7 separate regions of the Homo sapiens genome follow, and regions 1, 2, 4, 5, 6 and 7 are each linked to region 3. The links are chromatin loops, found by intact Hi-C in ENCODE. Cell type or tissue: GM12878. All regions are shown on one strand. Each heading gives the region's core, and the rest is flanking DNA. Links, peaks and the distances in the headings are about the cores only. Region 1 overlaps MACROD2 (mono-ADP ribosylhydrolase 2). Region 2 overlaps MACROD2 (mono-ADP ribosylhydrolase 2). Region 3 overlaps MACROD2 (mono-ADP ribosylhydrolase 2). Region 4 overlaps MACROD2 (mono-ADP ribosylhydrolase 2). Region 5 overlaps MACROD2 (mono-ADP ribosylhydrolase 2). Region 6 overlaps MACROD2 (mono-ADP ribosylhydrolase 2). Region 7 overlaps MACROD2 (mono-ADP ribosylhydrolase 2).

Region 1 (4,489 bases), core at 187-4,186, 430 kb after region 3:
TATTCTCTTATTATCTCATTCTGGAACTCTGACTAGATATATATTCTAAATCTATATTTAATGTACCTTAATCTCTCTTTCATGTGTTGTGTCTCTATCTTTCTCTTCTGCCTTATTGGGAATTTCCTCACATCTATATTTCCCTAATTCACTCATGTTTTCATTCCACGGTCTGATCTACAGTTTCAATTATTATACTTTCAATTTATTATAGTTCTGTTTATGTTTGTCCAATTTAACTGGTTATTCTAATTTACTTACTTTTATTTTCAACTCCCCTAATTATTTTTTATCATATTAAACATATAAATTTTTATTCTATATCTGATTTTTCCAATAGTTATATTATTTAGGGTATCTTGGGCTCTTGCATGTTTTATGAATTTTGATTGTAAGCTCATATTTGCTAGAGCTTTATCTACAGGAATTTTTGAGATCTGGTTAATAGGCTTCCTTTTAATAGATTTCTAGTTCCAAGTCAATTAGGGTACACTGCCCAATTGCAACTACTGTAAACTAAATTCTCATTTTGCAGCATTTTTGACAACCCAGGTATTTGGCTCCAGAGAATACTCTGTGAAAAAGAAATCTTCTATTCCATAAAAGGATGTAGTACTGATTTTACAGGCAACAAAATTTCTGCTTTGTATTTCTGGTTTGTATTTCTAAAGCTAAAATATTATTTCTGATGCTGCAATTCTATTTCAACCTTTATAGTTAGTGATTTGTAATGTTTCAATAGCAAACTGGATATTAAGTTCTGATCATTTACTGAAGAGTTTCACATTTATATACTTTGGGCTTTTTAAAAAAAATACCATCCCTTGATTTTTATTTAAAATAAAGCCAACCAAATAATTGAGGGCAGGGGGATGTGTAAAATGCCTTACATCTGTAAAAAGACATTAAGGTAATGTCAAAATTAACAATTTTTTGTAAATAAAGTACTTGGCTTTTTCCTTAATTAATGAAAAATCATCCAGTGACATGGCAATGTCAGTGTTTGGGGGTACAATGAGCCAGTAAGTCAATAAGCATTGTTTATGGACCCCTTAGAAGTGATTTTTTTATTTCCATTGGTATTTAAACAAATGCATAATTCTACATTTGTCTCATCTTGAGAAAATTCCAAAATAAAAGAATTTCTTTAATATCCCAATATCAAACATAATTTTTAAAATATCTTGTGAGTTTTAAATAAGACAAGGAAATAATATCTTTGTTAATGAAATATGAGTTCTAGATTTTGAAGTGTTTATACACGAGATATTTTGCCTTATGAAAGCCATTTACATTCCTTTGAGTCTATTACCCATGCAAGTAGCTGCCTTCTGTCATTAGCATATAGCCTCTTCCTCCTTCTTGAACAAGAAAACACAGCCCCAATGTTCAGTGTTTGGCAAAAGAAACTATTCTAACAACATGAGCAAACTGAATACCCCAAGACTCTGAAACTGTTTTTCCTCTAAGGAAGAAGGTTTCTTTCTATTGGTCTGTTTATGATTGTTAGTTCACTAAGATCCTATTAGGCAACTCTAAGGGGACACTAAAGAAAAGGGCATCAAGTGTTCATTTTTCTTAGAGCATTACCTCAGGGTTCTTATTTAACTCAGCTGTAACTGAGACACATTTTCTATAAACTATCATAACATTTCTGGGATTTAACCTTTGTAGCAAAACCCCACAGACATACACAAACACACTCACACACACACAGACACAGACATACATACGTACACACATACATTTCCCCTATGATGTGAACCTTCCTTTTCAGTTTTACCACCACTGGCATAAAATGCTTAATCTAAGAAAACCCAAGCTAGAATATTTAGAGCAATGTGTTTATAAAGATCATGAAAAGGCAAGAATTAAGGATGAGCAGCAAATGAATGGGATAAATACAATTCTCTTGGGTACATTTTATTCCAGAACACTTTCTGTGTCATATTTTCAAAGCAACTAAAAATTGCATAAACTACAACCAGAACTTAAGTGTTTTAGAAAACAACACTAACACAAAAAAGCCACTGCTCCTCAGAGTTCATAATTTTTAATTCCAGGCAACAAATTAAAGCCAGAAGACACTGAGCATGAGACATATATACCCATGCACATACACATACACATACACTTATAATTGAACTATAATAGCTGTTTATTGATGCAAGGAAAACAGCTAATACATACTCTGTACCATGAAAATATTTCTATATCTAAGTATATTAAAATAATTGACAAAGCCTGCAGTATATCAGAAAATCTCTGGTTTGTTGGCAAGCTGCCTGTTCAGAGAATGTAACAGCTGGTGGATGGCACTTCAATTTGTGGATCTAAAGCAGGAAGCAACAGTACTGACACACCCTCTCCCATACAAGATCAGTATGATAGTCTAGCAGAAGGGGAAATAAATATGAAATAAAACAATTATAATCTAGATTACAACAAAGATGAAACTAAAGTATATGATGGCAGACTCAAATTTGTATTGGGGAAAAAAAAACAGACAGATCTGTGAACCAACAAAACCACCATGAGATGCCTTTTCACAATGACATCCATCAGTGTTGACAGGGGACTTACAAAGAAAAAGGAAATCACATGCTGAGTGTTTTACTTGAATTGAGTCAATTCAGAATAAACACACTGATTGGATGAATGGTTGTCAAAAAAGGCAATTAACACCCAAGAAGAAATAAGTGTGACTTATTTAGATTCATATTTGGATTAATGGAAAAAAATACAATATCTGTGTGATTCTATTTATTTATTTATGTAAAATACACAAACAAAAATTTCAGGCAGTAAAGAAAGCATACAGTAACAATTAAAATTTGCTCTTTCAGTTCAGTCATTGTGGAAGACAGTGTGGAGATTCTTCAAAGACTTAAAGACAGAAATACCAGTTGACTCAGCAATCCCATTATTGGGTATATACCCAAAGGAATATAAATCATTCTATTATAAAGACACATGCATACCTATGTTTGCCACAGCACTATTCACAATAGCAAACACATGGAATCAACCTACTGGAATGGAAATATGCAGTTTCCAGAACTATCCCTTGGCATAAATAATATAACTAGACTACACGTATACTCAGAAATCTGCTCAATTTAGTTAATTTATGGAATGATTAATTGATTTGAAGAACACGAAAATTAGTTTTTGATAGAATTAGGCAAGAGTTTAAATTGACCAGCCACTTCAACCAAGTCGGTTGAAGTCTGTATAGACCGATGTGGATACAGCCTGCATCTCTGTAATGATGATAGTCTATAGCAAATCATATGGCATTACCACACCAAAGAACATTTACCATTAACATCATAAGTACTAATGGATATTATTAATATAGATCATTATGACTCACAGTAGAGTATAAATATGGTAAAAGGACTTCCACTGCTGGACAAGATAGAATAACAGGAACCAGATATACACTCCAGTCTGAAGCATCTAAAAATATAAGACAACATATATGACTCAAGATTTACAAGACATAGGACATTAGGCAGTACAGAACAGTGATCCCTGAGAGAAAAGCAGCAAATAAAATCAGCCCTAGGATTGCCCCATCTTGCTGCCCGGAGACATTTTCCACATGACAGTGTAGGGAGGAGGAACGGAGGTAGATCCAGACATTCTTTTAAAGTTGAGGAAATGGAGTATGGCACCCAGAAATGCCATGACAGCTGTAGTTCACTGGCAGAATATTGAAAGGATATACAGAAGAGCTACAAGATTTACAGGCAGTATCCCCTTGTATTTTCAGCTTAGTACTGATCAGCACATGCATATGATAAAACTACCTGAGAGGAATAATATCTGGCATTCAAACATGACTGGGGAAAGTTTATGTTCCAATTAGCCAGAATGGAAAAACCTCATAATTTACGGGTCATCAGGGAGAGTACTCAAAAGGTATTAAACCCAGTAGTGGGGAAAATTAGCCCTAGAATAAAATCTGCTCTGGTACTGTCTAACAAACCTTAAAAGCAAGGCTTGAAAGGGTCAAACTACTTTCCAGTAACTCCAATGAATCCTAGAATAAAAGTTAAGATATTGATAGGGATTCAAAAATATTTAGCACCCAATATTATAAATTTCACAATGTCTCTCATCCAGTCAACAATTACAATGCTTACTAAGACAAGAAAAAAATACAACCTACAAGGAGAAAAATTAATCAATACAAATACTTAGGACAGAAATGAGAAAATTAGTAGACAAGGGCATTAAATCTTTGTAACTATATTCTGTACATCCAAGTAGACAGAAGAAAGATTAAGCATGTTAAATAAAAACAGGAAAGATTTTTAAAAATCTAATTCTAGAACTGAGAATACAATATATGACATTTAAAGATACAGTAGGTGGAACTAAAAACAAATTAGATAAGACAGAAAAAAATAGTAAACTTGAAAACACAACAACAGAAACTATCCAAAATAAAACAGAGAAGAGGATGGAAAAGAATTTTTTT
Region 2 (4,489 bases), core at 142-4,141, 70 kb before region 3:
TATACACTGATTTTTCTATTTTTATGTGAATGAGTCACATAAACCCCAGAGATTAGAATACAAGTAAAATTTAGAATAAATCTATGCCTTAGGAAAATTTGACTATCCAACAGCATTCCACTGTTGCTAGTTCTACAAATTCATACTAACTATATCCAAGAACCAACTTTGTAACCCATTCAGGAGCCTACTAAGATCCCAGTATGTTTAAAGTCTTTGGTAGATGTAGACATGGTATCACAGTCCCTCCCATGAGTCCAGTGATTATGTGTACCAGGCAGAAACTTCTTAGTGTTCACTAAAATCTCTATTTCCCTTCTTTCTGGGCACTCAGTTGGACTATACTTTCTAGTCTGCCCTGCAGTTTACTGTAGCCCTGTGGTTACATTCTCAGCGAGAGAATGTGAAGAAAAATAAAAAAACCTTTCATGCACGCTTCTTCATTCTTTAACCCCTTCAGTGAGATGAACATCAGTGCCCAGAATAATAACAGAAGTCATACACTGATAGTGGGAAAGCCTCCATCAGCCTGTATTCCTAAATGACCACATGCAGCAGATCTGCCCACTCTTACTGGCCGGGAACAGTTACCTACGCTAGTCTGTTAAGAAGCCTTTACTGTATTAAGCTGCTGAAATGTGGGGATTATTTGTCACAGCATCTAACAGTATCCTAATGAATACTGCAACCTGTCAAAATTCTAAGTGCTCCCAGGTTCAGCAATTTTTACTCCTGATATATCTAAATAATTTTTAAATAAAAATTTAAAACTAACAAAATTATAGTGCTGATAAACTATAAATACATTAAATTATGTATTCAAATTAATTTCAGGCATAATTGTGTTATCATCAGTCTACTCTCATTAGGAATTAATAAGAATTCTGCAGCCAAGGTTAACTGTCATGTTAGGTTGTTTTTGGTCTTTGATATGATCATCTGTTGTCTGTTCCTGTCTTCTTCAAATAAGTCATGTAAGAAACCTGGGCCGGGTGCAGTGGCTCACGCCTATAATCCCAGCACTTTGGGAGGCCGAGGCGGATGGATCATCTGTGATCAGAAGTTTGAGACCAGCTTGGCCAATATGGTGAAACCCCGTCTCTACTAAGAATACAAATTTAGCTGGGCATGGTGGCAGGCACCTGTAATCCCAGCTACTCGGGAGGCTGAGGCAGGCGAATCGCTTGAATCCGGGAGACACAGGTTGCAGTGAGCCGAGATCACACCATTGCACTCCAGCCTGGGCAACAAGAGCGAAACTATGTCTCAAAAAAAAAAAAAAAAAAAGGGAAAGAAAAAAAAGAAACCTTTAGATGTCCTCTCCCTGACGTACTTCTTTTACTACATGGGTTTTGCTGACAGAAGAGCAAAAAAGTGACCTATAATCTTTCCTTGTATTACTGCTTCTCTGTGACTTCCTACATGGTACCCTCTCCATTTACCTCTCATAACTCTTTCTCTTCTTCTGCCTTTGAACTTACATTTATGTATTGTGATCTGTTTCCCTCATGTGGAGTTCATGGCATTCCTTGAGTCCTTCCCAGCTCTTGCTCTCAAGGCTGAACTTTGCTTTTAGATAGGCTTTTTAGACTACATGTTCCCTAGAGTCACTACTATGGCCTCAACAGCTGCAAGGTCCCTATTTTTTTCAGTCTTTCTCAGCACGTCCTGACCACCCTGCCTCTCTTCTTTTCTTGGACATTGGCTCTTTGGCAACCCTGACCACAAATTGGCTCTCACTTCCCCCTAGACTGACTTACAGAACTAATTTGACTTTGAGCTCTCTGAAAAAGGTCACTTTTTCACTCGTGTGGTATGGGGAGGGTAAATGCTAGTTTTCTGAAAGAATGCCTCAGGAAGATTATTTTAAAAGAGCACAGAACTCAATTTCTCTGATGCCAATCCTTGTTTTACTTTGAAATGTTCTCTCTTTTGCATCAGCAAGGCAAGGAACAATGTGGCTGACCTATTCTCTGCCTGCGGCCTGCCAACTTTTGCTTTCAGGTACTACTTAGAATAAATGAAGAGGAAAAAGGGGGCTCCTCTCTGCTTTAAATGTAACCCTTCACCGCGAATTTTGAAAAGTAAAACAACTAATTCAGCTATGGCTGCTTCAGGAAAATTTGATTTAAAAAAAATTGTATTCCTACAAGGATTAAATTAGAGGTTAATGTTTTGCATTTACAAAAGCATTTTTAAATTTAATGGCCCTTCAATATTTCCAATAAATTAGAAGATTTAGCACATGTAAATGTTAGTTATTCCATTTATTGCAGTTGGCTTTAAAATCATCTTTTCAGAAATATAGCTATTATTGACTGCTTAGAGTAAGTTCCACTGTATAAATTTTATACCAATTTTGTGTGAAAGCTTTGACATAGACTTCAAGATTACATTTCCTAGTAAGAATATCTAAGAAGGCCTTTTCCACCTTTGGCCACAGTCAAATAAAGCAAAAAGCAATCCAAGCTGATAGGCATACAATCCTATAGCCCTAAAGAACCTTAGATTTTCAAGATACTCATTCCTCTGTCTGGCAAATGAGGCTAGAGAAACTATTCCAGGCAATTAGATGCAAATTCTGGTTTTGTTTTTGGTGTATTTATTTTAAGTCTTCCAAAATAATTATGATGCCGATTTTGGCAGTGTTTTAAATAGTTATTTTTAAAATGCAAAGGTAATTTTAAATATACAGCATATTGTAACCTGAACATTATTGTGACACAAACACAGCCATTTAGATCATTTCCAATACTTGGAAAAAAATTCATGAAATTACAAATAGTAGACCATAATTTAACCGAATATATCCTAAAGTTCGTTTCAAGAGTTTCACACTGAATTTTTGTTGTTGTATTAACTGTAATGACTTAGAATACTGTCTGCTTTACAATATTATTTTTTAAGTTTCTTGTTAATTCTGTTTTCTTGAAAACAGCTAGGATGTTTAGTGGAAAGACAATGTCATTAAGTTCCCTTTTACCAATTTATTGGAAAATGAAAACAACTGTTTTGAATTAAAGGATTATAGGCACTCTATAGCTTTTAATTTGTAAAGATTTTTTTAAAACTTCAAACAATTTGTCTAATGCTAAGTACTATAATAAGTATTTTTAAAGCTGCAATAGTGTTTACTGCATCTACTATAAGTAAAAGTTAAAATATTTTATTATAGAATAATACTATCTTCCATCAGATGTCTTGAAATGAAACTCAAAATATGAAAAATGCATTTGGCATTTAAAGTTTCTGTCTTTAAAGATGCCCTTTGGTTATGTTCATATATGCAGTAAAATGTTTTCTTGCAGTATATCTACTCATTTAAATAAATAGTTGCTATTACATTGACTTTACATTAGTATTTCACAATAATTAATGCTTTGCTGAAGGGAAATAGAATTGGTTTCAATTTTCTAGTATTTCAGAGCACATCCACAAAGAAAATCTGAAAGAAACCAGAAAAAGAGCAACATAAATGCAAAGCAAGCAAAATAAGAGAAATAATAAAAACTTAAGCAGAAACAAATGAAATAGAGAATAGAATAACAAAAGAGAAAACCAATGAAACCAAACATGGGTTATTTGAAAGGACCAACAAAATTGACAAACCTTTAGCTGACTGGCAAAGAAAAAAAAAGGGCTCAATTACTAAAATCATAATTAAAGAGGGGACATTACTACTGACCTCGCAGAAACAAAAAAGATTTTACAAGAATACTATAACTAATTGTAGACCAATAAATTAGATAAGCAAGAAGAAATTTAAAAAAAATCTCAGAAAGACGCAAACTACTGAACTCACTCAAGAAGAAACAGAAAGTCTAAATAAAACTGTAACAAGCAAAGAGATTGACTTGTAATAAAAATATTTCCTGCAAAGAAAAGCCCAGACCTAAATGGTTTCTACTGGTGAATTCTACTATTAAATACTTTGAAGAATTGCAACTAATCCTCACATTCTTCTAATAAAGAGTACGAAGAAACACTTCCGAGCTCATTCTATGAAGCCAGTATTATTCGGATACTAAAACTAGACAAAAATTTCAGAAGAAAAGAAAATTACAGGCTAATATCCCCTATGAATATAGGTGAAAAGATCTTCCACCAATTTCCTAGTAAACCAAACCCAGCAGCTTTTAAAAAGAATTATAATCATGACCAAGTGGGAGCTATTCCAGAAATTCAAAGTTGGTTCAACATATGAAAAGTAATCATGTAATATATATTATTAAAAGAATCAAAGATATAAACCATATGCTCATCTCAATAGATGCAGAAAAAGTATTTGACAAAATACAGCAGCCTTTCATAATGAAAATATTCAACCAGGAATATTTTTAGGAATAGAAGAGAACCTCTTCAAACTGATAAAAGTTATTTAGTAATTCCTTAAGTTTCCTCAAAGAAATCATGTCAATTTGAGCCCTGAAATTTAGTTATGTGTATAATACTCATTTGACAACCAACACTGCCCAGTTAGATATTCCTT
Region 3 (4,489 bases), core at 350-4,349:
TTTGATGAATCTATCTGTTTCTCAATCATTCACTCACTCAAACATATATACATATGTATGTATATATAGAGAGTCTATATATGTATAGTCTATATATAAATATACACACATATTATACATAGTCAATCTGTATAGACTATACATATACATATATACACACATATAAATATATATACACACATATTCTCATAGACATGCAACTAGTCAATGAAAAGAGAGGAATAATTTAAAACACACTTTGAATCACTACCTAATTTCTATTACCCTGATAACACTGAAATCTAACAATGGCTAATACAACTTGGAAGATAATAGAATAAAGTAATTTCAACCAGCAACTGTGGTGGTTCACAGGTAGATATATTGTAGTACCCATTGTAGATTTTACAAATTTAAAAATTCTCTAATATATTTTGAAGTATCTTCTTAAGATTTTAAAATGCATACATAAATATATAGAATGAAGCCTTAAATCTGTGATTGCCATCATACACTTAATGGGTCCCTTCGAATTTTAACTATTCATTTCCACTGAGTCTGCAGTGATTGGGACCCCTGATTTATACCACTACGGATCAATCTTTCACTATCATTGCAGTCATCAAATATATTTTACATGATTAAACTGATTCATGACAAGGCCCAATTAGCCCTCCCTACAGGCTATAAAAACAGTTTTCTGGGAAGCTGTTTAAACTAAACATTTTCTATCAATTTGCTTATATTTCTAGTGTTTCCTCTGAAGTTTGATTGTTAATCCTAAAAAAAAAAAACCATACTAGCGGCAAGGGTAAAGGTCACAAATTGGCATTTCTTCTTAAAATATATCCATTTAAATGCAAATTTTGGCCTTTATTCCTAACCTTTAAACAGTTATTTCATAGAAATGCAAAAAGCAAGAGTAAATTTTGTTTTCATATCTACATAGCAACACTCTAATATATTATGTAGTTTCATTTATCTATATAAACTCTACATTTTTACAGCTTGATGGGTATCTTTAGGGATAAGCAAGATTTTCTCAGAAAATTTAATTTTTTAAAATGTAAATATTCATAGAATAGTTTAAATCTAACTTTAAGAAAATAGAGCCTCATCATTTTTCACATTTTGAATCACTAGAGTTGCCACATTTTTTGTTATACTATTTTTATTCAGCTTATGCAATTTACTAAGCTATGGCATCATTAGTAACAAATAAGTTGAAATAGTCTTTATGGTGGTTGAAACCAATTCAAATACACTTCTATGAAAATAAAAAAGTAAGGCAGACAGCATTTTCCACTAGCATTTCAAAATGTAATAATTGAAAACACAGAAAATACTACATACTAATGAGGTGACCGTTTTGTCCTAGTACCTACATTAGAGTAAAATCGAAATAATTGAAGTTTTAAAAGAGAGGAAAAAAAGCTATTTAGAAAACATTAAAAGTTTCCAAGCATTAAATTAACTGAAAACTTCAGGATTATTACCAGAATTACGTTTCTTATGATGTGAACTTTGATACTTCAGAATCGTAAAAACAGATATGAATATACCAAACTGTCACTTTTTCAATGCCTCATAAGGTGGCATCACACGGGTACTTTGTGCCTCCTGTGTGTCCTCTCAGCCTGTGATTTCTTCTGCAGCTGTCAGGGACAGTTTTCTTGTATCAAGGCAGTGTCTCCTCTTAAGGACTTTGATTCTCTCAATTTTTTCTTCCTCAGGGATTTCTCCTAAGTCATGGCAGCTATCTTAGCCCCTTGCAGGGCAGGTTGGAAGTATGAGGGAGTTAACACCCACAGCCCCATAAGCCCCACGTATGGAATGAGAGTTAGTGATAAACGCCTGAACATCCAATCCTTTGGACCTGTGCAGTGCAATCCAGCAGTGACTAGCTATATATGGCTATTTACACTTACGTTAACTAAAATTAACTAATGCTAAAAATGTAATTCCTCAGTCACACTAGTCACATTTCAGATGCTAAACAGCTACATGTGGCTATGGCAGAAGACAGTGTGGACACACAATGTTTCCATCATTACAGAAAGTTCTATTGAACAGTGCTACTTAGATAGGCAGGTTTGAGGTTACATTTACTACATGGTTCTTCAGAGGGTTCCCAGCAGGACCAAAACTCAGTTGCCCACAGTGGTAACCCCCTAAACAGCACATCCTTCACTGGGTTTTCCCCTGTTCTTAGCTCACTCTCTACCTCACTTCTACTTCCCAGGCTAAGTCAAATAAACAAGTCAAGTAAACTGCTTGCACTCAAGATCTTGACTCAGGCTCTGCTCTGTGAGGGAACTGAAATTAAGAGAAGTAGCATCTCAACATTTTTTACAATGTTTAACTGAGATGCAAACAGGAAAAAGATAATTATAACAATTAAATTGTATGTATTTACAATCTCTTGGGGATGCATCCTGACTGTGTTGGATTCCCTTGAGACCAGTGGGGCACCCCAAAGAGGTAGAAGTCTAACTCCAGAAAGCCTTGAAAACAAATGTGGCTCTTTCTGAAGGTCCCTCTAGGAAGCAGCAGTGAGGGGGTTGCATCAGAACAGAAGATGTGGACCCAGCCTTCCTCAAACTGCCATTCCATACCTTAGCGCACCTGCTCTTCTCCCCTCCTCTGTACCTCCCTCCTTCCCATCCCTCTCATTCTTCAACCCCCCTTACTTGCAAAACACAATATTTTCACCTGACTGGTTGGCTTCTGACACTGTTCTGTTTCTTTCTCAGCCTGATCAATTCAGTGAAGATCAAGTAGTTAAAGAACTCGAGGCTAATACAGTGAAACCCCGTTTCAACTAAAAAAATACAAAAAATTAGCCGGCCATGGTGGCGGGCACCTGCAGTCCCAGCTACTCGGGAGGCTGAGGCAGGAGAATGGCGTGAACCCGGGAGGCAGAGCTTGCAGTGAGCCGAGATCGTGCCACTGCACTCCAGCCTGGGCCACAGAGCGAGACTCCCTCTCAAAAAAAAAAAAAAAAAAAAAAAAAACTCGCAAAGGCATGAAGTCGAGGTGCGGGAGGGTAGGGACTACATCTTCTCTGCTTCTTTTGGTTGCAACACTGGTCTCAAGGGGACCCAATATAGTCAGAATGCATCCCCAAGAACATAACAATCACCAAACGTGAAGCTTACACAACAGCAACAACAAACGAAAACGATGACAAACTCACAACAACTCGGCAGGACAACGTGTGCCAGATATCTTGTGTTGTTGCTTTTTTTTTTTTTTTTTTTTTTTTTTTGAGACGGAGTTTCACTCTTGTCACCCAGGCTGGAGTGCAGTGGCGCGATCTCAGCTCACTGCAACCTCCGCCTTCCCGGTTCAAGCGATTCTCCTGCCTCAGCCTCCTGAGTAGCCGGGATTACAAGCGCCCGCCACCACACCTGGCTATTGTTTGTATTTTTTAGTAAAGATGGGGTTTCGCCATGTTGGCCAGGCTGGTCTCAAACTCCCGACCTCAGGTGATCCACCCTCCTCGGCCTCCCAAAGTGCTGGGATTACAGGTCTGAGCCACAGCACCCGGCTGTTGTTGCTCTTTTTTTAATGGGAGGGATAAGGTAGGCAGGAGGATTGGGGAGTAACTGTCAAAAGGCAAATCTTACATGGATATTCCAAAAGGATATCTGCAAAGAATTATTTCCTAAACGTTTTTTTCCTATAAGTCTGTGATTATGCCTCTAAACAGTCACGTCGATAAAACTGAAAATATTCCCAAATGGCAAATGCATACGTTCATTCAGTCACTCACAAAAGGCAGTGCAGATATATGTGTGTCAGCCACTGCGCCACAGGTAGGAATCCAGAGTAATTAACTTATTCAACAAATATATATTAGACATATGTCATATATTAGGCCTTATGGTAGGTGGTGAGGTGACAGCAGTGGCCAGTTCCTCCCAGTGGTGAAACACAACACTTGGGGAAACCCAGGTGAGCAAAGTGAGGCTCGCAACACAGCAGCACAGGTAGGTATGCTCACAAACCACCATCCCGAGGGAAATGTGCAGAAACAGTAACCAACATTGAGATTTCACCGTGCATAAAGAGAAAACGATTTGAACTAGGTACAGGTAAAGCCAGTTAAGATTATTTTTTTAAATATATTTTAAGGATAAATTTAAGACTCATGAGGACATTTTCTAGCCAGCAAAGCACAGACAGGCTGGTATTGTGGGTCTGATTTAACAAAATAAATATTTGTGGCTGGTTCAATTATGGTAAATTATTGTTTCTCAAGTGCCTGAGTACAAACTGTGCTATCACGTAGGTGAAATAAGCCCTTCCCTTGGGGATCTGGCTCTGATATGCATCTGCCTAGTAATTCCCTGCCTATTAGTAACCGCACCCTTGTTTCAGTTCACTTTTAACTGAATTGTCACATTTTGAATATGGTTTCTCTCAATCTGCATGTTGGGTATTCAGTAAATCAATATCTAGATTACTTATTGATTTTTCTAGTGCTATGTGCACATCCAGATATTTC
Region 4 (4,489 bases), core at 312-4,311, 110 kb after region 3:
ATAAAAAGGAACCTAAATTTTTTCAATTATAAATAAGACTGCTGATGGGAGGGTTTTTTTTAACCTCTGGTAAAATGATTTTTAAAGTGGATTTATGGAAAAAGTAGTAAACACATCATGTGTGTGATTTTTTCCAAGTAATTCATATAGTCAGGGATAAGATCACAGCCTATTACTGCCACATAAGCTGTGTAACAGCTGTGTAAGAGTCATCTGAGGAGAACAGAGCTGGAGGCAGGTGCCTGGGTTTGAATCCCTACTTTCGTACTTATGAGATGTGAACTGAACCAGTTTCCTAACTTGATGCCCGAGTAGTTAAAAGCAAGACAATAATGCTACTTAAGCCATAGTGTTGTTTTGACGATAAAATTAGCTAATTTTGTAAAGTGATTAGGGCAGTGTCTGGCATATTATAAGCACTAGGAAACATTTTACTATTTCCATTATGGCAGAGAGATGAGGAAACCAAATCAGAGTTTAGCAAACCTAAGTCTTGATCTCAGTATCGACACTTGCTCAGATAAGAAGCTTAAAAGCAATTCAGTTTCGCCTGTGACACTAATCGCTTCATTCGTTCTGATCCCAGGAGTTAGGATCAAGTGATCTCCTGTGTACAAGGTGCCCTGAAAAGCATCAAGCGTAACCTTTGATCCCTTTGGGAGAAAGGCATTGGATTTCAAGGTACTGTATGGTATGAATTCTTATTCTAGTATTTCAAAATATCAAGGTTATATGTGTTCATCTTCATATTTGATGGTGTCACATTTAATGATGTCTTTGGCACTCAAGGAATATGCCTTAAAATTTATTGCTACTTTCAAACAAGAATATAAGGAGAATTACTGAGCCATTGGTTAATATGCTTCAATGAGTTCATCACATCTTTTGGTATGACCATTATGAAGAATTTTGAATTCTCTCTTGTTTTAATAATTCATTTTTATCAATTGGAATTTCCTTTGTTCCTATAATATTTCAATGAAGAAAGGTATAATGATGAGAGCCAGTCACGTAAGGGACATGATAACAGGAACCACTGTCAGATCTGCTCAGCACCTGTTCTAGCACACACTGTGGGTGCACACACTGTTTCCTGTGCAAACAGCATCTGCAACCCCTAAGGGCTTTTTCTTGGCCCATATAGAGCAGCCCCAAAGTGCTGAGGAGTTCACTCACCAGAGAGCAGCCCTCAGTTAATGACAAATGGGGGTTGGAGGATGAATACATCTATGTCCTCACCCTCTGGGGCGGCTACTCTGAGGCATATTCTATATTGTTTCCCAGCGGTCACCAGCAGAATGGAGCTTCAGTTTTTTGCTGGTAACCTGCTTGAAAACACAAGCTTTGCTGGCTTCCTCTCCTTCCATTGCCTCACTTTCTACTTCCGTACCAGCACTTCCAGGGACCATCTCTCAGTCTCCTTATCTCAGTGTTCTGGGGAAACACACATAATATATCAACATTTATAGAGAAGCTACTATATATGAGCATGCTAAGGGCTTCATATTCTATTTTTCTTTCTAGCTCAGTTTGCATGCCTTCTCTGTCTCCTTTGCTGATTTCTCTTCTCCCTGATGTCTAAACACTGGTGCACTACACTATTCATTCTGGGGAAGCTTCTTTTTTCCATCTCCATTCTCTGCTTAGGTGATCTCATCCATTCTCAATACTTATAAACCAATGACTCCAAAATTTATATTTTTATCCCTGACTGGCCCCCTAACTCCAGATTCACATTTTCAAGTGCTACTTAATACCCTGAAGTAGCTGTTAACAAGGCCAAGAAACAACTCTTGTTATCACTTCCAAAACCTGCTTCTCCTCCCTCTCGTATCTCAGGAAATGGTGTTGTCATCCATCAGTTGCTCAAGCCAAAAACCTAGGATTTGTTCTTGATTCTTCCCATCCTTTCACTCCCCATATCCAATCCATGAGCAAGCCTGTTGACTTCACCCCCAAAACATACTCTGAAACTACCCATTTGTCTCCATCTCCAGAAGTACCACCCTCATCTAATCCACTACTATTTCTCATCTGGGCTATTGCAGTAGCCTCATAACATGCCTTCTTTGTACATTCCATTCTCCACACAATATCCCAAGTAATATGTAAAAAAATACTAAGCAAGCCATGGTGCTTCCTCCTCACAACCTTCCAGTGGCTCCCAACATACTTCAAATAAAACCCCATCTCCTTTCTTGGCTTACAGGACTCTACAGTTCCTGAGCCTGTCTTTGTCTAATACCTGAATGACTTTCTCCTTAGATGATCATGCTCAAGTCTCACTGGCCTTTTTGCCTTTTACTCGAATATAGCAAACTCATTCTTAGCACAGAATTGTTACCATATGTGTTTCCTTTGCTTGAATGCTCTTCTCTCATTTCCTTCTTAAAGCCCCAGCTTAAAAATATCCTCTGCAGAAAGGATTTCATAAACTATTGAACCTAATATAGTGCCCAATCCTATTTTATCAGAGTTGTTTCTACTGCTTTTTCATGCACATTTACTCATGTTGCTTATTTCCTTTCAGTAGAAGTCAAAAATAGGAATTTTCTCTTATGGGGCATCCCTACCATTTACAACATAAACTCACACATATTGGGCCTTTGATAAATCTTGTTGAGTAAAATGGGTGATGGGAACTATTATTATCCCCATTTTAAAGGTGATGAAACGGAGCTTTAAGGTAGTTATGAAATTTACTCAGTCAAATAGAGGCAGAGATTGATACCCAAATCAAATCAGTCTTACCCCAGAGTTCATAATTTTAACCACAACACCAAACTTCCTCTACATATGAGTGGGAAAAAAAAACACCTTAGTCTGAGAACTTAGTACATTCATTTTTACAGAGTATCTGTTTAAAAAACACTCAGCATATTTGAATGTCTCAAAATTGAATGTTACAAAACATTCATAGTCCTTAAGAAATAAATCTTAATTTTTATGCTATGTAGATACACCAAGAAGTAAGGAGAGCAAAGCTATCTTAGTTCTTATCCTCTGTATAAGCCTCCTAAGAGATACCCAACAGTGTAAACAACAGAATACAATTTTCAAACCATTTCTCACAGGAAAATGAAAAGACTCCAGATTACAATAGAACATAATTCATTTCACATGGAAACCACTAGAAGAGTGGTCATGTTCAGTAAGGTTTCTTTTACGAGAATGAAACTCCATTTAACACATACGTATGCAATCTGAAATCTGAGTCACAATGGCCCACAGACCAAGGGATATGACCAGATACATAATTTTTGTGAAAAGCCGAATAGCACCAAATAGAAATAATTATAAAAATGTACCACCAAATGTACATGAGGAAACTCAGCTAATATTACCCAGGAGAATTCAACAGGCATTTAAAGCAAAGTCTTTGAAAATTATTTAGATATGTTTTATAGAGACTCTAGCACACTAGATGAAAAGTTCCAGCCAAGCTTTCTAAGAAACAGCACATTTAGTCACCTCAAAGAAGAAATCCGAGGGATAAAAAAAATACCAAATCTTCATCAAGAGAAGATAAACATATATTTTAAGCCCAATAAAAATGAAACAGGAATATTAGCTCTCCTGCCAGATTCCAAAGCAGTGACTGAAAATGGCACAAAGACACGTTAGTCAATGTTTTATCTCTTTTTTCTCTTTTCTAGTCCCCTCATTTCCAGTGAATAGAGCTGCAAAAGGTAATAATCAAAAAGGATATATAAGAATAAACAATCTGAATCATGCTCCTGATGAGAAAACTGCAGCCCAGCTAACGCGTGCCAAAGCAGGGACTTGATTCCAAGCTCAATAATAGTCTTTCCATCTTACCACACAGTCACTACACCAAGGAGATAGCACAAAATACATATTTTTGTGTATGTGCTGGAATGACAGTGGAATGTAAAGATCAAATTTAAGCCACTTAAAGTTTAAAAAGCTGAGAATTAAAAGAGAAGTGGGGAGGTGTTTGGGTTACAGATTTAACCTGCAAGGTGGTCTGACAAGGGAGTGGTTCCACCAAATATATCTGGTGGCCATGATCAGAGACCAAAGTCAGATTAATATAAGCTGACAAGTCATTTCTTACGATCTTATGTTATTATAATTATTTTTTTGTCTGATATAAACATTATCTATCTTTGGCAGAAGATAAAGTCAGACATCACTCAAAGAGATGGCTATAGAGAAAGTGCTACTAAGAAGCAGAGACAATACCTTTTTGTTTTTGTTTTTTGTTTAAAGAATTTTATTAGCTTTGTTTCATTACATTTGGGAACCAATATAGGTGTCTAAATTGGCAACTAAATTCTACTTGAACTTAAAACTTAGGATTGATGAGAAGATACAAGGGCTACATATAGGCTGTTCCATATGTATTTCAATAAAAAAGCAAATAATGATTATAGAATTATGTTTAAAAACCATTTACTTACTGCTTACTATGTGAAAAGCACAGGAAGTGCCAGTGATAGAATAACAGCTGCAAGACTAAAGGAAG
Region 5 (4,489 bases), core at 251-4,250, 330 kb before region 3:
CCCAGCCTGTTACTTCTTCAATTAGCCTTACACCTCATTAATATTCAATCTTTATTTTTTCTAATATAGCATGTAAAATTAAACATACACCTTGATTGCATCTCAAGGATTTTAATATGTACTGATTTTATTATGATTCAGTTCTAAGTGTTTTTAAATTTTTATTATGATTTTTAACCAATAAATTACAGTTGTTCCTGTCTTTGTGGGGTTGGTTCAAGGCCTCTCTCCTTCCCACCTTCTCATACCAAAGTCCACAAATGCTGAAGTCCCTTATAAAAAATGGCATATTAGAAAATAATGTACACACATCTTCCTGTATACTTTAAATCGTCTCTAGATTTCTTATAATACCTAATACAATGTAAATGTTATTTAAATAGCTGTTATGCTGTATTTTTATTTGAATTATTTCTTATTGTAACTTTTGTTTTATTTTTTTAAAATATTTTCTATCCACAGTTGATTAAATCCACAGATGTGGAACCCACAGATATGGAGGGCTCACTGTATGTCCTTTGAGTATTAAATTTTGCGAAATAACAATTGTTATTTTCTCTGATTTTTTTTCTTAACATTGATTGCCATCAGACACACTATGTATTTTATTTATTTACTTTACTTTTTGTCTGCCTCCCCCAGTAGAATGCAAGTGTCCTCAGAAGGATTTTTGTCTGTTTCATTCACTGTGCTATCATTTTCAGTGCCTAAAGAATTGCCCAGCATATAATGGGTTTTGATAAATATTTATTGAATGATGACATATGAAATACATTGGACTTTTCTCTATGGCCTATAACATGAGTCAGCTTTTTCTGTAAAGGTTTACATAGTAAATATATCAGGCTTTGTGGACCACATGTGGTTTCTGTCATACATTGTCTTTTTGAAAAAAATTTACAATCCATTAAAAATGTTAAAAAAAAAAAGGTTTTAATTTGAGGGTCATACTCAAACAGGACATGAGCTGGATTAGGTCTGTCAGCCATAATTTGCTGATCCTTGGCCTAGAATATGGTCAACTCTTATGACTATTCAATAAATCCCAGAAAATATTAATTTCTAATTTTGAAGATCAGGTTTCTATACTTATGTAAATTACAAGCTTGTTAATTGTACTATTCAAAGCTTCTAATTTGTTGTATTAGATTTACCTCTTAATTAGTGAGAATGCTATTTCTAAATCTCCTACTAAAATTATAGACTTGTTCATTTCTTCTAACAGTCATATCAATCTTTGATTGTCTAATAACATCATATCTTTTTAAATAGTATTTCTGACAAATCTTGTAAATAGTATAAAGTTCTTTTTTTTTCCTGAATAGTTTAATCTTCTGATAATCTCTGTATTTTAACCAGGGAAATTAGTCTTTTTATGCTTATGGTGATAATTGAGGTAGCTAAACTATATGTCTTTTCATTTTTATTTTCTCTTTTTTCCAGTCTTATGTCTTTTCTTTGGATTCACTGATTATCCCTGACCCTATTCTGTTCAATTCAAACTTAAAATTCATGTTATAGTTTCAGTGTTTACTAGACTTTACAGATTATTTTAATCTCCTTGTAAACAATATAAGGGCTTTAAAATGCTTTAACTTAGATCATCTACCTTTCAGCTTACCTGCCATGGTATTCTGTTTATTTGTTGTATCTAATTTGTTTAATGCCAAATTTAATGTTTAATGCATATTATTTTATACAGTCATGTTTATTTACACTTGATTTCTCCTTTGTTATCACCAAGCTTTCTTGTCTTATAAACCTCTTTGATATTATTTCAATTATTGTGTTTCTCCCTGAATGCATGCTATATTAGGAAGAACTTGTTGATTATAAACTTACCCAGTTTTTGTTAATCTGAAATCATGCTATTTTATTCTTGCTCTTAAAAGATAACTTTTCTACATACACAAATACGTATTGAGAGTTATTTTATCTAAGCATGTTTCCTCCACACAGCATTTACTGTTGCTTCTGTCAGTTGCCAGAGGGTAGTTCCAAAAAAGAAATCATTTTTATTTCTGTGCTAAGGGTTTGAACCACAAAGCCACAGAAGCAATGTCGATAGTTACAAATCCTCAAGAAGAATTCTGAGTTTTAGTTCTACTTTCATTTTCCATTTGTAGTAGTCATGGACATAGCCAGGTTTTATGACATCTCTCTTTGCTGGCAGGTGGATTTTTTTCCTGGACCACCCTTTCACCACGAATATAACCTTCTTAGTGTCTAACTTTATGCAAACATCTCAGATTCAAACGTATCTTTGTCCAGGTTCAAGGTCTAGTCTTCCATTTTCTCTTATGGCTATTAATTTTCACAATGCCTTCAAGTCATCCTGAGCCTCAGCTCTTACTTACCACTCCTACCACTCCTCTTTCTGCTCCTAGTCCTTTTTAAAAAACAATACAATACAAAACAAAAACAAAAACTTGGGGATCTCCTTTACTTTCTTGAAAGCGCAGCAAGTCATTCAAATGTCCGTTATTACTCAGCTTCTAGGTAGTTTTCAGCTGTAAGACTCTTCACGATATTTAGTCCCTTCTACTGTTAGAATAGTAATCTGTATTTTATCTTCTTTATTTCTAAGATGGTTTTTAATTAACCCCATTAAGCCATTTTAATACAATACAACACCTATATCGATTGATTGATTTTCATCTTATCAACATCTAAAAAGTGCATTTGTTTTGACTTCTAGTCAGGATTAAATTCCAAACTGCAGGGAGAGATAAATTCAATAAAGTATCTTATTTTGATTTTGACTTTGATTCTTCTGAATGTTGAGTGATTAATTCTATGCTTTGTTTAAACATTGATGAGGAAACTCCTCATTTCTGCATCTACGTAGAAATTAAGTGTAGCTGACAGGTTCCAGAGACAAGCATTCTAAACTGGATTTTCTTCTTTTATTGAATATACCTTTGTCTCTTGAGAAAATAAAATGTAAATTAGTGAGATAATGCAGCTGAACCAGCATCCAGATGGTGTTTTTTAGAAGAAAATCGTAATTTACTGGATTTTTTCTTCTCTTCTATACTAAGCCATATGCTTATTACAGCTTCTTTGTATATTTACTAGTAGCCCACTTAGAATGGGCAGTATGTACAAATATTATGAGATTCCTCTTGATCTAAGATCAGAAGAAACACACGAAGATTTTAACTAGAGTTAATAGTACATGAACACTTTTAACCAGTGTGTAGGAGGTAATATTTTATTAATTATACTATATTATATTACATTATTATATGTTATTACAATTATTTATTAATAATTTTCATATTATATAAATATAACTCAAATTATCGTACTATAATAATATAACTTGATTTAGGTCCAGTTTGTACCATTCCCAAAAGACCTGCAAATGATTTTTTTATTGAGCATATTATGTCCTCAGTTGTGTTAATCATTTTCAGATTTATCTAATTTAATTCTTGTTACAGCCAGCTGAAGATTAGTCCCATTGTATATATGTAGAAACTGAGACTCAGAGAGGTGAACTGACATGTCCAATCCACATGGCAATGAGGCAAAACCAGGATTTAAAGGTGAACTATCTAATAAAAACTTCTACTGCTCCTTACACCTTATGACATTTTCATCAATTGTATAACAGTGTGCATGCACATGCATATGTGTGTGTCATCCACTCCTTGATCCATGTTAACTTCCTGCAAAACTTCTATCTCTCTAGTAAAAAAAATAATCAAAATAATTTACAAAGATAGGTTCTGGGCACATGGAATTAGCTATCATCTGCTCAAATTAAGCACAGATAATTCAGTAATTGTTTCCTGAAATTGTTGCAGATCAGATTAGGAACTAATAATTTATGTATCCAGAAAAAAATGGACCCAATTTCAAATACATATTTAAAAAATACTATTAGATCAAGGGATATAATGGGTTAAGTCAGTTTTTCTACTGATATTTTCTCCTTATCCAAACTGAAAAGCACTGGGGGCAGATAGTGGGGAGAGGATATGGGTGGAAGGGTGAAGGTAAATGGGATCGTGTCTATTTTTCTCCTGTTTATGCCTGCCATAGAATAGGAGGTCATTAATTTTTTGAATAAATAAATGATTCATAGGTGTGACACTAAAGGAGGTCTTATAAAAAGTAGGGTCAAAGGACAAATATGACTAGTACTTCTTCAGAAAATGTGTGTTCTCTACTATACTCTCCAAATAAATCAAACTTGAAAAGTTGCCGAAATTGCAATAGAGTGGTTTCTACAATGTTTTTAGTTGAAACTTTGGAATTGTTGTCTACAGCTCCTTTGCCCTCATATCAAATCGCTATGATAGTTCACCATTTCTTGTTCCAGAATCTCTCTTACATTCATCCTCTTTCTCCATTCCACTGCCAGTGCCCAAGCTTGGGGGTTTCTCTTCTTAATGCTCTCCTGGATAATTGTAAGAGCCTCCTTATCGTCACCGTCCCATCTTTTTCAACCACCTTCAACACACCCTGGCCAAATATTAAG
Region 6 (4,489 bases), core at 147-4,146, 490 kb before region 3:
TCGAACTCCTGACCTGAGGTGATCCGCCCACCTCGGTCTCCCAAAGTGCTGGGATTACAGCCCCCTGGCAATGAAAAAACTAATTTCTATAACTATGGATTTACCAATTCTAGATATTTCATATAATTGAGATTATACAATATGGGACCTATTGTGTCTGGCTTCATTCACTTAGCATAACTTTTTTGAGGTTCACCCACAGTATAGCATGTTCAGTATTTCATTCCTTTTTATGGCTAAAAAATATTCCATTGTATACCACAATTAATTTCTCCATTCATGCATTTCCACAGTTTGGCTATTGTGCGTAGTGCTTCAATGCACATGTATTGATTGAGTTCCTGTTGTTCACTCTTTGGGGTATTTACCTAGAAGTGAAAATTCTAGGGGATGATGTAATTCTATATTTAGCCTTTTAAGGAACTGCCAAACTGTTTCCTACGGAGGCTGTACCATTTTACATTCCCATTAGCATTGCATAAAGGTTCCAGTTTCTCCACATCTTCACCAACACTTGCTATTTTCAGATTTTGGATTAATGCTATTCTAGTAGGTGACTTTCTCATTTCTGCAAAAAAGGACAATTGGAATTGTGAGAGGGATTTCATAGAATCTATACATAGCATTGGGTATTTTTGCCATCTTAACAATTTTAAGTCTTCTAATTCATAAGCATTAGATGCCTTCCATTTATTTATAGCTTCTTGAATTACTTTCAGCAATGTTTTATTGTTTTAAGTGTACAATTCATTTATTATTTAAATTTATTCCTGCATATATTATTCCTTTGCTCTTATTCTAAAGAAAAGTATATTCTTAATTTTCTTTTCAGTTTGTTAATTACTGGTATATAGAAGCAACTGATTTGTGTGTATTGATGTTGTGCCCTGCAACTTTGCTGACTTTGTTTACTAACACTAGCAGTTTTCTCTTTTTGTGGATTTTTGGAATTTTTAATATAGAGAATCATGTTATCTGCCATTAGAAATAGTTTTACTTCTTCCTTTCCAATTTTAATGCTCCTTATTTTTTCTTGCCTACATCCTCTGTCTGGAACTTTTAGTACAATGTTGAACAGCAATATTGAAAGCAAACATCCTTGTCTTGTTCTTAATTTTAAAGAGAAAGGTTTCAGTCTTTCACCATTGACCATGGTATTAATCATCAGGTTTTCATAAATGTCCTTTAACATGTTGAGAAAGTTTCTCCCATTTCTAGTTTTTGAGTATTTTTCTCATGAAAGGTTTTGGATTGTGTCAAATTCTTTTTCTGCACTGGTTAAGATAATTATTTTTTCCTTTGTTCTATTAATATGGTGTATTACATTGATTGCTGTTATCTTATTGAATGACTCTGGCATTTCTGTGATAAATCCCATTTAGTTATAATGTATAATCCTTTTAATATGCTATTAAATTGAGTTTGCTAGTATTTCTTGAGGATTTCTTCATCTATAATCATAAGGGATTTTGGTCCATAATTTTCTTATTTCTAGTGATGTCTTTGTCTGGCTTTGGTATCAGGATAAGCTGGCCACATAGAATGAGTTAGAACATGTTCCCTCTTCCATTTTTTGGAAAAGTTTGAGAAGGATTGCTGTTAATTGCTTAAATGTTGAGTAGATTCACCAGTAAAACCATCTGGTCTTAGGCTTTTCTTTGTTGGGAAGTGTTTAATTACTGATATAATTTCTTGTTATATAAATCTGTTCAAATTTTGTTTCTTCATGAGTCAGTTTTGCTACCTTGTATGCTTCTAGAGAATTGTCAATTTCATCCATGTTTTGTAATTTGTTAGCATACAATAGTTCAAATATTCTCTTATGATCTTTTCGTGGTAGAAGGTCTATAGAAATGTCACCACTTTCATTTCTGATTTTAGTTAAGTGCAACTTCTATTTTTTTCTGATTTCAGTTAAGTGCAACTTCTGTTTTCTTCTGATTTCAATTAAGTGCAACTTCTGTTTTTTTCTTCGTCTTGCTAAAGATTTGACAATTTTGTTGATCTTTTCAAGGATCTAACTTTTAGTTTTATTAACTATATCTCTGATGGCTAATTTTATGTATCAGCTTGACTGGTCCCAGACATTTGGCCAAACATCATTCTGGGTGTTTTTGTAACAGTGTCTCTGGATGAGATTAACATTTGAATTAGTAGACTGAGTAATGCAGACTGTCCTTCCTCCCTAATGTGCTTGGGCTTCAACCAGTTAACTGAAAACCTCAACAGTACAAAAAAAACTAAATAAAAAGAAACCCTTCTGCTTGACTACCTTTAGCTGAAACATTGCTATTTTTCTGCCTTTAGACTCAAACTGAAACACTGGTTGTTTTTGAGTCTGAAGCCTGCCAGACTCAAAAAGCCATTGGACTGGAACTTATATTCTCAACTTTTTTGGTTCTCCAGATCTTGGATCTTTTCAGCCTCCATTATCAAGTGAACCAATTCTTTATAATAAATATCTTGATAGAGATAGATAGACAGATAGATAGATAGATAGATAGATAGATAGATAGATAGATAGATTAGATGGATGGACAGAGATATAGATATCTTCTTAGCTCTGTTTCACTGGAGAACACTAATACTAATGTTTCTTCTTGAGTCAGTTTTGCTACATTGTATGTTTCTAGAGACTTGTCAATTTTATCTCTGTTCTGTAATAGTTCGAATATTCTCTTATGATATTTTTGTTGTAGGTCTATAGAAATATCACCATTTTCGTTTAGTCAGGGGAATTAGTCAAGGTCCTCCAGGTTTACTCTGATGTTTTTCTATCCTCTATTTCATTTATCTCTGCTCTAATAATTATTATTTCCTTTTTTAATACAAGCCTTGGGCTTAGTTTGCTTATTGTTTTCTACTTTCTTAAAGTGCAAAATTGGATTATTGATTTGAGATCTTTATTTTTAATGTTGGCATTTACAGCTATAAGTCACCCTCTGAGCACTGCTTTTTCTGCATCCTGTAAGTTTGTGTATGTGTGTTTTTATTTTCATTCATGTTTAGGAATTTTGCAATTTACCAGAGTGATTTCTTCTTTGGTTTATTGGTATTAAAGAGTGTGTTATTTAATTTTATTTTTCACATATTTGTGGACTTTCCAGTATTTTTTGTTGTTGTTGTTATTGGTTTCTAACTTCATGTCATTGTGGTCAGAGAAGATCACTTACATGATTTCAGTCTTTTCAAATTAATTGAAAATTGTTTTTGTGGCCTACCGTATGGTCTATTCTGGAAACAGGCCCAGAAGAAATTGAGAAGAATGTGTATTCAGCTGTTGTGGAATGGAGTGTTCAAAATCTCTGTCAGGTCTAGTTGGTGTATGGTGCTATTCAAGTTCTCTATGTCCTTCTTGGTCTCCATTTCAGTGTTCTATCCATTACTGAAAGTGGGATATTTAAATCTCTAATAGTTACTGTAGAACTATCTATTTCTCCCTTGAAGTCCATCAGTGTTTGCTTCATATCTTTTGGCTCTGTTGTTTGTTGCCTATATGTTTATAAATGCTATGGCTTCTTAAAGAATAGACTCTTTTATTAATATTTAATGTCCTTCTTTCTCTCTTTTAATAGCTTTTGACTAAAAGATCATTTTGCCTGATATTAGTAGAGCCACCCTGGCTTTCTTTTGGTTACTACTTGCATGGAATATCTTTATCCATATTTTTGCTTTGAACCCACATTTATCTTTAGATCTAAAGTAATCTCTGGAATCGTGTTTTTATCTGTCTGACCATTTCTGCCTTTGGGAAAATTTTATCCATGAGCATTTAAAATAATTACTGATAAGGAAGTTCTTAATTCTGTCATTTTGCTATTTGTTTTCTGTATATGTTATACTTTTTTTGTTCCTTATTTCCTTCATTATTGCTTTCTTTTGGGGTTAACTGACTTTTTTTTTTTTTAGTGTGCCATTATTACTTCTTCCTTATTTCTTTTTGTGTGTTTTTTAAAGATATTTTCTCAGTGGTTACTGTGGGAATTATAATTAGCATCCTAAATTTACAGTAATCTATTTTGAATTGATATCAATTTAGCTTCAATAGATAAAAAGAGTGTCCAAATGCAGCTTTTGCCTGCTTTATGTTGTTATTGTTACAAATTACATCTTTATGCACTGTGAGGCAATTAACCATATATTTATACTTTTTGTGCATTTGCCTTTTAAATCATATAAGAAATCAAAAGAGGAGTTATTAACCAAAGATAAAATAATACTGGCTTTTACATTTACCTATGCATTTACCTTCACCAGAGTTCATTATTTCTACATATGACTTCAACTTACTGTCATTTTAGCCTGAATAATTCTGTTTAACATTTCCTATAGGGCAGGTCTACTATTAACTTCCTCAGATTTTGTCCATCTGTAAATGTCTTAATTTCTCCATTTTTGAGGGATAATTTTGTCAGATATAGAATTCTTGGTTGATTGTTGTTGTTTCTGTCTTTTCATTTGAGTACTTTAAATATATCATTTTGCTCTC
Region 7 (4,489 bases), core at 311-4,310, 370 kb before region 3:
AATGTGTAAAAACCATGGGCTGAGTCAAGTATTGCAGATGAATACTAAATTTAGTGTTGAGCTTCCAGGCAGCTAAAGAAAGAAATACACGAAGTTGTCCAAAGAGACAATCTGCTCTTTTCTTAACCTGATAGTAAATTTAAGGACGTCTACCTCATTGAACTCTCATATAAGGGATATTGAATGACATAGTGGATATCTTAAGCAGTAGTTATGCAAATGGTGCAGAAACATTCTGCATATAGCCACCACACTGTCATCAAAGAACCAGAGGGTATATCATTATCTCTTGATTTGGAACAAGATTTCTCCATGTAGCTAAAATGATATGACTTCGGCATAGTCTACTTTTTATACGGTTCAATTTTAGAGCATCTAAAAGAATAAGTGGTTCGTCTGGTCCTTCAAATGTCTCTTCCAAATATCAGGCACCATGAGTGATCTTTGAGTGATATTCAGGTTCAGGTATCAGTTCCCTTATGACCACCAAAATAATACTGCCCTAGATCCAATAAATAGGTGCCCCTTCCGTGGGTCCTGTATTTTATACACATGCCAATTTACTTTGGTCACTGGGATTCAGTGTTCAGCTCTGGCAGAATGTGATGTATAATCCTAAACATCTGATCTCATCATTAACACTGTTCAGACCCCAGGGAGGTGCTTACATCTCTTTTCCTGTATCTCAGAATAAAAGGAGACTGCATTTGAATGTCACAAAGGGTTGTGGATTGTGCAAATGCAGACATCAGAGATGGACACCCTTTCAGAGTGGAGGGAGGACTTAGCAATAGAAGTGCTTAGGTAAGGGGAAAAATAATTAATTAACCTGTCAAATCCTTTCTCTAAAATACCTTAAGTGCAAAAGATTCTCAAATAATAAAGTGTTGTTTCCTAGGAGAAACAACTATCCATCTCAATTTCTTTCATGTAACAAACTGTGGTCTTGGGCAGTATTCATGAATTAGAGTTGAATGTGTGACAGTTGCACGTATTGGCTAAGTCACCTATTGCAATAATAAGCAATTTGTATCATTGTCTCATGTACTTGTTGGCTTAATGTATAACTACTAAATGTTTATCCATATGGCATTAGGTGTCCATTTGTACTCTTGTCCTGGGTCCTGCGAATGTTAGAGGAGACATGGCCAAAATAGTTAAAACTTATGTGTCAAATTAAAAGTGTATTCATCTGCTTGGTATGTTAGATATCTGGGGAGGGGGGCACTCATCATTTGGCTTATTTTACAGGTGAGGAAACTGAGATCTGTAGAGAAGCTCTGTGTCAAAGAACCCAGTTTCCTTCTAGACAACCTAAGAGACTTTCCACTAACCCATGTTTCATCTCACCATAATTAACTTTTGCTTTATGTCCGAGATGCAGGGAGTTTGAGTACTTCTAAATTAAAGCTACCCAAATTATGGTTTGCAGATCAGCAGCAGCAGCAGCACCTGGGAGGTGGTTGGGAATTCGAAATCTTGGGGCCCCACCCTAAACCTGCTAAATCAGTCTCTGGGAGTAGCATTGGAAATCTGTGTTTAATGAGCTTCCTAGTGAATTATTTATGTACTCCCAGTTGATAATTTGCTTCTAACCCCTTGTTACTCAAAGTGTGGTCCATGGTCTAGCAACAGGGGCATCTCCTGAGAGCTTGTTACAAATGCAGAATCTCAGGCCCACTGAATCAGAATCTGCATGTTAAAAAGATGTATAGAGGATCTGTATAAACATTAAAGTTTGAGAAGGGCTGCTCTGATTGTATCTGTAACTTAAACAAATACCAGTTAGATTACCTATAGTGAAATCTCATAGATTTAGTCTCTGAACTACAAATCGGGATCATGCCTTGTGCCATTTTATAACTTTCTAGCACACGGAGTTTAAATAAACTGTAATGATTGCTAGCAAATAGCACAACCTGGGATCCTAGTGATCCCCTTACGTAGTTAATATGGTTTCACTTAGTTTCATCATTTTAAGTCTACTCAGAGAGTGGCACATGTTGCTTAGCCATTTAGAAATTTAAACATGATACAACCATACTGGTAAATGAGTCTTTTAAAGCCTCTGCAGCTACTAACAGTGATTTGATCTTTTCTCACCTTTACCCCACCAAAAATGAGGTAATTGGGTGACAGGGTCAAACATTGCAAAGAAAACCAGATTGAAAAAATAAGAGTATGGCAATTTAATCCAAAGGAAGGTGACTGAATATATAGTCATCAAAGTAGCATGTGAAGTTTCAGTATTTAAATCAGTCACCAGTGAATTCCCAGAGGGTGGGGGAGACTATCTGAAACCTCAAGTTTTTTACTCCAGTTTTTTTCTTCTTCAACTTATGACCCAGTATGCTGATGAAACAAGGCCTTAGCTGAAACTACGAAGGCCGCATTTCAGAGGTTAAGATAAATTTGGAGGCAGGTTCTTGAAAGAAGATAATTTTTCTCCTCTTATTTTTAACGGTTATTTACTCTAATAAATGTTTAAGTGTTTAGACTTGAAAATAACTACAATCTGAGTTGGTATCATTATGAATGACATCTTCAGAACTGAACTTTTCAACTTGACTTCTGCCTCATTATTGAATAGTAGGTGCTGTATGCTCTTTATATTCCTGTCCCCTGATGCTAATGATAGTAATGACCAAATGCTTAGAGGATGCCCAAAGGGTTGTGGCTACTTTTTGTTTCTGTTAAGTGCTGTAACAACTTATTTGGTCCTCATTTTGACAAAACACAGAAACAGAGGTAAAATAATTTAACAAACTTTAAAACAGCATGAACAAACTGGAAAATATTTCCATAAGCAAATATGACAAATGAATAATGTATTTAATCCATAAAAAGCTCATGTACGCCAATAGAAAATATCTATTTCCCCAATAGATACTTGAAAAAATGTTAATTATAATTTTAGTAACAATTATAACAAAGTCATTTAACGGCTCTTTACCACTGCCAGGAATTGTGCTAAGTATTATGCTTATAATATCTCATTTAATTCTTACTACTCTGTGAAGTCTTCATTATTATCGTCATTTTGCAAATGAAAGAATGGAAATTCAAAGAGGTTAAATAAGTCACCTGGAGTCACACATACATACATTTACACAGTGTTTTTGTTGTTGTTGTTTGTTTTTTGTTTTTTTGAGACAGGATCTTTTTCTGTTGCCTAGGCTGGAGTGCATTGGTGCGATCACAGCTCACTGCAGCTTCGACCTCCCAGGCTCAGAGTGATCCTCCCACCTCAGTCCCCCAAGTAGCTGGGACTATAGGCATGCACAACCATGCCTGGCTAACTTTTTTAACTTTTTGTAGACATGAGGTCTCTATATTGGCCGGGTTGGACTCAAGTAATCCTCTCACCTCAGCCTCCCAAAGTGCTAGGATTGCAGGCATCAGCCACTGCACTTGGCCTACAGTGCAGATTAATGTTACATCTGTCCAGTTGCCACTATCTAAAAGGATGTAGATCACGTACAAAAAAAAAAAAAAAAAGAAGTCCAGATGCTAATTCACATTTGAAAAAAAATGCTCAATGAAGCCACTATTCAATGACATTAAATTTAAAACAACTATTAGAAAAGACTGAACAATCTATGAAACTCGAACCCAGTCAGGAGGCCATGAGATAAGCACACATAAGCACTGGTGGAGTCACATGTCAAGAGCCTTTGATATGCTTCTAGTTCCCAGCAGATTGCTACACTCTACGGAGTCTCTTCTATGGAAATAACTTTGTAAATGTAAATTGTGGGGTTCATAAAAATTGCCCTCACAGGATTCTATACAAAAGAGAAATTGGGAAAAAATAAACTGCCAACCACAAGGGAGCAGTGAAATGAATTATAGTCCATTAACCCAAAGGAATATTATACCATTATTAAATAATAATTATGAGAAAGTTTACACAGGATAATACTAATGATATAGTATTTTATTGAAAACATGAAGACGCTCAGTTGTATATCCAGTGATCTCTAGTATACAAATGTAAATAAATAGGTATAAAAAATAATAAAAATGCCAAGTGTCAAATGTAAGCAATAATTATCTCTGAGCAGTAAATTTATGACGAATTTTTGCTTTTTATTATGCCTTCTAATAAACATATTCACTTAGAACTGACGCGTTGGCAATGCTTATAATTAGAAAATTAAGAACTACCTTAACTTTTAAAAATTGGAAACTTCTGGCCAGGCACAGTGGCTCACACCTTGTAATCCCAGCACTTAAGGAGGCTGAGAGGCTGGGTGCGTTGGCTCATGCCTGTAATTCAAACACTCTGGGAGGCTGAGGCGGGTGGATCACGAGGTCAGGAGTTCGAGACCTGTCTGGCCAACATAGTGAAACCCCGTCTCTACTGAAAATACAGAAATTAGCCGGTGTGGTGGTACACGCCTGTAGTCTCAGCTACTCAGGAGGCTGAAGCAGGAGAATCGCTTGAACCTGGGAGGTGGAGTTTACAGTAAGCTGAGACTGAACCATT

The links. A loop is a pair of places that touch in the nucleus more often than their neighbours do. Peaks named below come from ENCODE experiments on the same cell type or tissue, not always from the same donor. Only the 100,000 strongest peaks of a DNase experiment are listed, where the experiment ranks them.
Region 1: a loop joins it to region 3, with 3 times the contacts of the local background. A loop is called at or near these places in 1 of 110 quality-filtered maps.
Region 2: a loop joins it to region 3, with 4 times the contacts of the local background. A loop is called at or near these places in 1 of 110 quality-filtered maps.
Region 4: it touches region 3 in a loop (2.7-fold over the local background); 1 of 110 quality-filtered maps calls a loop at or near these places.
Region 5: a loop joins it to region 3, with 4 times the contacts of the local background. A loop is called at or near these places in 1 of 110 quality-filtered maps.
Region 6: it touches region 3 in a loop (4-fold over the local background); 1 of 110 quality-filtered maps calls a loop at or near these places.
Region 7: it touches region 3 in a loop (2.6-fold over the local background); 1 of 110 quality-filtered maps calls a loop at or near these places.

The regions. Positions count from the first base shown.
Region 1 is chr20:14,399,755-14,404,243 of GRCh38, reverse strand. The region is part of intron 3 of MACROD2 (mono-ADP ribosylhydrolase 2); the gene reads right to left. Among named protein-coding and RNA genes, the nearest start is that of FLRT3, 64 kb to the right of the region's middle. In GM12878, for the core only: no CTCF peak of the experiment used is centred there; no DNase peak of the experiment used is centred there.
Region 2 is chr20:14,899,838-14,904,326 of GRCh38, reverse strand. All of the region lies in intron 5 of MACROD2 (mono-ADP ribosylhydrolase 2), which reads right to left. All of the region lies in intron 1 of MACROD2-AS1 (MACROD2 antisense RNA 1), which reads left to right. Among named protein-coding and RNA genes, the nearest start is that of MACROD2-AS1, 27 kb to the left of the region's middle. RefSeq lists an enhancer at 1,553-1,622. In GM12878, for the core only: no CTCF peak of the experiment used is centred there; a DNase peak (open chromatin) is centred at 1,716; H3K27ac peaks cover 315 bases.
Region 3 is chr20:14,830,539-14,835,027 of GRCh38, reverse strand. All of the region lies in intron 5 of MACROD2 (mono-ADP ribosylhydrolase 2), which reads right to left. Among named protein-coding and RNA genes, the nearest start is that of MACROD2-AS1, 97 kb to the left of the region's middle. RefSeq lists an enhancer at 2,158-2,207 and a silencer at 4,220-4,269. In GM12878, for the core only: no CTCF peak of the experiment used is centred there; DNase peaks (open chromatin) are centred at 2,157, 3,937 and 4,337; H3K27ac peaks cover 2,332 bases.
Region 4 is chr20:14,722,508-14,726,996 of GRCh38, reverse strand. The region is part of intron 5 of MACROD2 (mono-ADP ribosylhydrolase 2); the gene reads right to left. Among named protein-coding and RNA genes, the nearest start is that of MACROD2-IT1, 170 kb to the right of the region's middle. In GM12878, for the core only: no CTCF peak of the experiment used is centred there; DNase peaks (open chromatin) are centred at 2,330 and 3,210; H3K27ac peaks cover 1,069 bases.
Region 5 is chr20:15,160,132-15,164,620 of GRCh38, reverse strand. The region is part of intron 5 of MACROD2 (mono-ADP ribosylhydrolase 2); the gene reads right to left. Among named protein-coding and RNA genes, the nearest start is that of MACROD2-AS1, 230 kb to the right of the region's middle. RefSeq lists an enhancer at 2,089-2,178. In GM12878, for the core only: no CTCF peak of the experiment used is centred there; DNase peaks (open chromatin) are centred at 2,080 and 2,380; H3K4me3 peaks cover 757 bases; H3K27ac peaks cover 562 bases.
Region 6 is chr20:15,315,520-15,320,008 of GRCh38, reverse strand. All of the region lies in intron 6 of MACROD2 (mono-ADP ribosylhydrolase 2), which reads right to left. Among named protein-coding and RNA genes, the nearest start is that of MACROD2-AS1, 390 kb to the right of the region's middle. In GM12878, for the core only: no CTCF peak of the experiment used is centred there; DNase peaks (open chromatin) are centred at 1,146 and 2,248; H3K4me3 peaks cover 772 bases; H3K27ac peaks cover 3,359 bases.
Region 7 is chr20:15,198,017-15,202,505 of GRCh38, reverse strand. All of the region lies in intron 5 of MACROD2 (mono-ADP ribosylhydrolase 2), which reads right to left. Among named protein-coding and RNA genes, the nearest start is that of MACROD2-AS1, 270 kb to the right of the region's middle. In GM12878, for the core only: no CTCF peak of the experiment used is centred there; a DNase peak (open chromatin) is centred at 2,275.